Linked DNA regions of Homo sapiens: region 2 is linked to region 1. Evidence: chromatin loops called from intact Hi-C (ENCODE). Cell type or tissue: ascending aorta. All regions are shown on one strand. Each heading gives the region's core, and the rest is flanking DNA. Links, peaks and the distances in the headings are about the cores only. Region 1 overlaps DYRK1A (dual specificity tyrosine phosphorylation regulated kinase 1A). Region 2 has its middle 5.2 kb from the start of VPS26C.

Region 1 (2,922 bases), core at 315-2,814:
GAGAGTGTGGAGGTGCCTTGGAGGAGCTGGAGCCCAGAGGTGCCCCATGAGAACAACACAGGAGGCTGCAGGTGGAGGTGGGTGCCTGATTGTAGAATGCTTTCTAGTTGTCTTCCACAGGACATTTTTGGGAGCTATTCACAAGATTCATGGCTACCGTGCTCTAAAATTTGATGTGAAGTTCATTTTTCCTGGACTTCTTACTTAATTCCTCTGTCTTTTGGCCCAGCCACCCCTTTGCCAGTTTACACGGGTGATGAGCAGGCTGTTTGGAAAGAACGTCCTCGAGCAGGGTGCTGTTTCCTAACCCTGCGTCTTTTTCCCCTCTGAGATCAGTTTATCTTTATTCACTTGCAGGTGTTCAACAATCTTGTCTTTTATGGGGAATTTCTAATGTGTCTTGAGCACTTTCCCACCCTCCTATCTTGGAGGCATGGTTCAGAGTGGAAAAGGGCGCGGGCCCACCTACCTCTGGCCTTCCCACCTCAGCCACCATGCTTAGGGCCGTGGTGGAGTGCTTGACCTCTTTGTGTGTACAATGCAATACATGCTGGAATAATGCCACCTTATGCATAGGGCTTTTGTGGGTGTAAGGGCATACCGGAACAAGTTGGCATAGAATAAGAGTTCAGTGAATGTTGTCACTACTTTTTATTACTTTTTAATTGTGAAAAACTCACAGATTCTGTAATAAAGGGTCATAGAAACCTGCTTTATCCATACTATCATTACTGAGAATACTTTCTGGTTTGGAAAATTTGCTTGAGAGGTAAAAAGAAAATTTACTTACTTACTTACTTACTTACTTATTTATTTATTTATTTATTTATTTATTTATTTATTTATTTATTTAGTAGAGACAGAATCTCGCTCTGTTGCTCAGGCTGGAGTGCAGTAGCACGATCCTGGCTCACTGCAAACTGACTCCTGGGTTCAGGTGACTCTTGTCTCAGACTCCGGAGTAGCTGGGACTACAAATGCATGCCACCACACCTGGCTAATTTTTGTATCCCCCCCGCAAGACAGAGTCTCACTCTGTTGCCCAGACTGGAGTGCAGGGGCACGGACTCGGCTCACTGCAACCTCCACCTCCCGGGTTCAAGCTATTCTCCTGCCTCAGCCTCCCTAGCTGAGACCACAGGCGTGTACCACCATGATCGCCTAATTGTGTGTGTGTGTGTGTTTAGTAGAGGTGGGGTTTCGCCATGTTGACCAGTCTGGTCTCGAACTCCTCGCCTCAAGTGATCCGCCTGCCTCAGCCTCCCAAAGTGCTGGGATTACAGGCATGTGCCACCGCGGCTGGCCTTTTGTGTTTAACTTTTAAAGCGTCTCTGGTCAGATGAATATTTTGCCTTTTGGGTATTTTTAAATGGAAAATTTATGTAAATAATCAGTGTTTTAATTAGAATCACAAAGCCAAATGATTGCCTCATTGGATAATTTTAAGTATTATGCTGCAATTCAATATAGGTACCAAGTACTTAACTAGACTTAAAAATATCTTGTATGTTTAACAGCTGTTTAGCTAGAACTAAAAAAGAGCAAGTCCTCTATGTGTATGCTTCTCCCCTTTTCTCCCTGGGATGGGAGAAGGAAAAAGTTAATTTTTTTCCCCCTTGACTGCTGTTGCTGTGCCTGCTTTAGAAGAAGACAGAGGTAAAGATCAGGGAAGGCAACTTTGTTTCCAAAGAAACATTATGTGCCTGAAACTTAGTAACACCTTCAGACACTTCTTAAAATGGCTTGGTTATGGCATAGCTGAAGGTCTGAGGCTGTGGTAGGTAACCTTCTGCCTGTGTTGTATTCCTGGCCGCCTCTGTGTGTTCTGACCCTGCTCCTCTAGAGAGGAAAGCAGCTAAGCAGGCACCTTTCAACTTTTGAATGGCTTCATAGTATTACAGCATTTAGATGTGTTGTGCCATTCCCCCTCTTTTTGTACTTACGGGTTTCTTGGAAGACAGCTGTAATATGCCTGTAGGCACGCTAGACAAAGTTATGGTCAAGGGGGCGGTAGGGGAGGGCATCTGGGTAATTTACTGTGTGTGTGTGTGTGTGTGTGTGTGTGTGTGTGTGTGTACATATACATATGTATTATATTTTAAAAATTTTACATAACTAGTATTTCACTATCTTTTTGATTTTGAAAAAAATGAACTAAGTTGAACTTTAACCACCATTTATTAAAACATTTCTTTTAAGCTCTAAACAGAGGCTCCAGATCGTCTTTGAGGCACATTTCCTGTCCCCTGGCAACTCTGTGTGTAACGTTTCAAACCCAAGGCATTGTACAAGGGAGAGGAGTACTTTGGGTTTACATGGTTGAGGGTGATGATGAATCCTCTTATTTCATGTGTAAGAAGACCGGGTTATTTGTTGCCATGCCCCACACTGATGCTGGGGCCAAGGCAAGCAAAAGGGGACGCCTAAGTCCTAGCCTAATGTCTGTCTTCTGTAGAGCAAGCTGAACTTTCAAAGGTATTTCTCGTTTTACCTGTTTTGTAAATGAATATGCTAACTTTGCACGCCGCAGAGGAATGTGAGATATAGAGAGCAGGCCGAGGTCCATGGGGCTTCATAAAGGGCATTTTGAGCAGCTGGAGGCTTGTGGTTACCATGTCCAGGCTCTTCCCCTGCTCTCCTTAACTATCCTACAGATGCCTCTGACCTGGGAGGAAGGAAGAGAAGCCCTCATCTCCTGACTGAGAGTGGGAAGTGGCAGTCACTGAATGTGCTTGCCGTGTGACATTACTGCATGTCAGGCTGGCAGTTCACTGTTTTGTGTGTGGAGGACTGTTTCTGATGCTCTCTGCTATTTGCTAAGCCATAAATAAGGATATACCGTCTGACAACTACTATAATAGTATGAAGGACAGCTTTGAAATCAAGACGTCTGATAACCTTAAGCTGTGGTCACTGTCATTT
Region 2 (2,922 bases), core at 234-2,733, 190 kb before region 1:
CCATCTCGTATTCTGCCTTCTGGCAACCTAACCTCAACAATCCAGTTATGCTAGTTTCATAATAACCCTCATAATAACCCTCAAGACACTCTTGTGATACAGGAAAAATTACTATTTCCTCACCTTACAAAAGGGAAGACAGGCACAGAAAGATTAATGTACTTGCCCAAGGTCATAGAGCAACTAAGTGGCAGCCACCAATTCTGACTCCAGAGTTCATATAGGCAATTGCTGATCAATGCGCTACATACATGCACACAACAAACGCCTGGGTGCATAACAATGGGGGGCTCATGATCTTAATCAAAAGACTGGACAAAAGACTGCCAATCAAATGGGAAAATCCAGCAGAGGTGCAATGTCATAGTCAAAGGCAATCTTAAAGAGAGGAATGGGGGGTCATTGTATCAACTGATGGTGAAGATAGAATATTAAAACTATTGCAGAATAGTATAATGCTTTAGTTTGCTACGGCTGCCACAACGAAGTACCACAAACTGGGTGGCTTCAAACAACAGAAATTTATTCTTTCACTCTTCTGGAGGCTGCAAGTTCAAAATCAAGATGTCAGCAGGGTTGTTCTTCTGAGGACGGTGAGGAAAGAATCTGTTCCAGTTCTCTCTCCTTGGCTTTTAGGTGGCCCTCTTATGTCTCCTCACTCTATCTTTAAAAAATGTGTCTTCATGGCTGGGCACAGTGGCTCACACCTGTAATCCCAGCACTTTGGGAGGTCAAGGCAGGAGGATCCCTTGAGCCCAGGAGTTCGAGACTAGCCTGGGCAACATGGCGAAACCCCCCATCTCTACAAAAATATAAAAATTAGCTGGATGTGGTGACGCATGCCTGTAGTCCCAGCTACTTGGGAAGCTGAGGTGGGAGGATCGCTTGAGCCTGGGAGGCAGAGGTTGCAGTGAGCCAAGATCATGTCACTGCACTCTGGCCTGGGCGACAGAGCGAGACCCTGTCTCAAAAAATAAAATAAAATGTATCTTCATGTTCACGTGATGTTCTTTCTGTATCAATGTCTGACTCCAAACTTGCCCTTTTTCTAAATACACCAGTCATCTTGTATTAAGGTCCACTAATGACCCCCTTTTAACTTGATTACCTTTGTAAAGACCCTACTTCCAAATACCGTCACATTCTGAAGTACCAAGGGCTAGGACCTTAATTTGGCAGGGAAACAATTCAACCCAGAACACCATCCTCATAGATGGGATTAGTGCCCTATAAAAGGAATGGAAGGGAGCTAGCTAGTCCTTTTGCCCTTCTGTCCCTTCTGCCAAGAGAGGACATGGCATTTGTCCCTTCTGGAGGACTCAGCATTCAAGGCGCCATCTTGGAAGCAGAGTGGAACCAGACACAACGTGCTGGTACCTTGTTCTTAAACTTCCCAGTCTTCGGAACTATGAGAAATGAACTTCTATTGTTTAGAAATTACCCACTCTGTGGTATTTTGTTATAACAGCATGAATGGACTGAGACAATTGCATGTATGGCCACTAAGAACATCTCAATGTTGATTATGTACAAGTTTGATTAAGGATGTCCTGGATACCTTAACTACCACAACTTACACCACTTGGCAGTTAAGACACACTTTCTCAAATAACAAAATGTGAAGCATTCTTTGTAAACAAACACATAAAAATACAATATTTGTTTTTTATAAACAATATATATGAAATTTATATATAAATAAAGAAAAATAAAATTTTAAAATAAAATTTAAATTAAAGATAAATTAGCCAGGTGTGGTGGCTCACACCTGTAATCCCAGCACTTTGGGAGGCCAAGGAGTGTGGATCATCTGAGGTCAGGAGTTCGACATTAGCCTAGCCAAAATGGTGAAACCTCATCGGTACTAAAAATACAAAAATTAGCCAGGCGTGGTGGCGCAGGCCTGTAATCCCAGGTCCCCGGGAAGCTGAGGCTAGAGGATCACTTGAACCTGGGAGGCAGAGGTTGTAGTGAGCTGAGATCACGTCACTGTACTCCAGCCTGGGTGACAGAGTGAGATTTCATCTAAAAAAAAAATTAATTAAAATAAAATAAAATAAATAAAATTAGAAAATAAAATAGAATTTTAAAATGTAAACATACATAAAAATTTATATAAAAATGTTTAATGAATTTTATAAAAATAAAATTTATATATAAATTTTATATTTTATATAAATTTTTTATTAAAATGTGATTAAAATACAATATTTGTTTCTTATTTGTCAAGAAACAAGTAAAAATATGATACCAGACTAAAAATAACAAAGTATGAATGCTTCACACCAAAACCTATGGGATACAGGTAAAAAAAGAATCCTCTGAAAAATTATTGGAAAAAGTTTGGAAATTTGGTCAGAGTGAAATGATATGCTATCTGGGATTTGCTTCTAAATAACTCTAGGAGGAGGAAGAGGGAGAAGGAGGAGGAGGGGGAGGGGAGAAAGAGGAGGATGAGGAGGGGTGGAGAAGGAGGAGGGGGGAGGGGAGAAAGTAGGATGGGGAGGGGCGGAGAAGGAGGGGAGGAAATGGAGGAAGAGGGAAGGGGTACAGGAGGAGGAGGAGGAAAGGTTTTATTCACTCATTCACTCTGCCTTTGTATACACTTGAGTTCCATAACAAAAGAAGAGAAGATAAATTTACAAAGTAGGATAATATTTTTGAAATATTAAGCTGAAGTATTTTTAAAATTCCTTGTCATTCCCAGCAGGTGCCCCTCAACTCTCTCTCCATCAAGTTTATACCCTGAAGCAAAAAATGTGTGTTGAAGAGCACTTTGCCAAAGATCTGAAACATGGTTTGGTCTAGAGGAAGGGGAATAGAATGAGAAGAGCAGAAGTAGCTCCTGGGGTGGGATCCAGCTGTATTTCATGCTTGGAGTCAACGTCCCAGTTGGGGTTAGAAATGCGCAGGGCAATAGAA

The links. Hi-C counts contacts between places; a loop is a spot of excess contacts. Peaks named below come from ENCODE experiments on the same cell type or tissue, not always from the same donor. Only the 100,000 strongest peaks of a DNase experiment are listed, where the experiment ranks them.
Region 2: a loop joins it to region 1, with 2.4 times the contacts of the local background. A loop is called at or near these places in 24 of 110 quality-filtered maps.

What each region holds. Positions count from the first base shown.
Region 1 is chr21:37,456,232-37,459,153 of GRCh38, forward strand. All of the region lies in intron 2 of DYRK1A (dual specificity tyrosine phosphorylation regulated kinase 1A), which reads left to right. Among named protein-coding and RNA genes, the nearest start is that of KCNJ6-AS1, 61 kb to the right of the region's middle. RefSeq lists enhancers at 608-1,121, 1,122-1,633. In ascending aorta, for the core only: no CTCF peak of the experiment used is centred there; no DNase peak of the experiment used is centred there; H3K27ac peaks cover 1,608 bases.
Region 2 is chr21:37,271,107-37,274,028 of GRCh38, forward strand. No RefSeq gene overlaps it. Among named protein-coding and RNA genes, the nearest start is that of VPS26C, 5.2 kb to the left of the region's middle. In ascending aorta, for the core only: no CTCF peak of the experiment used is centred there; no DNase peak of the experiment used is centred there.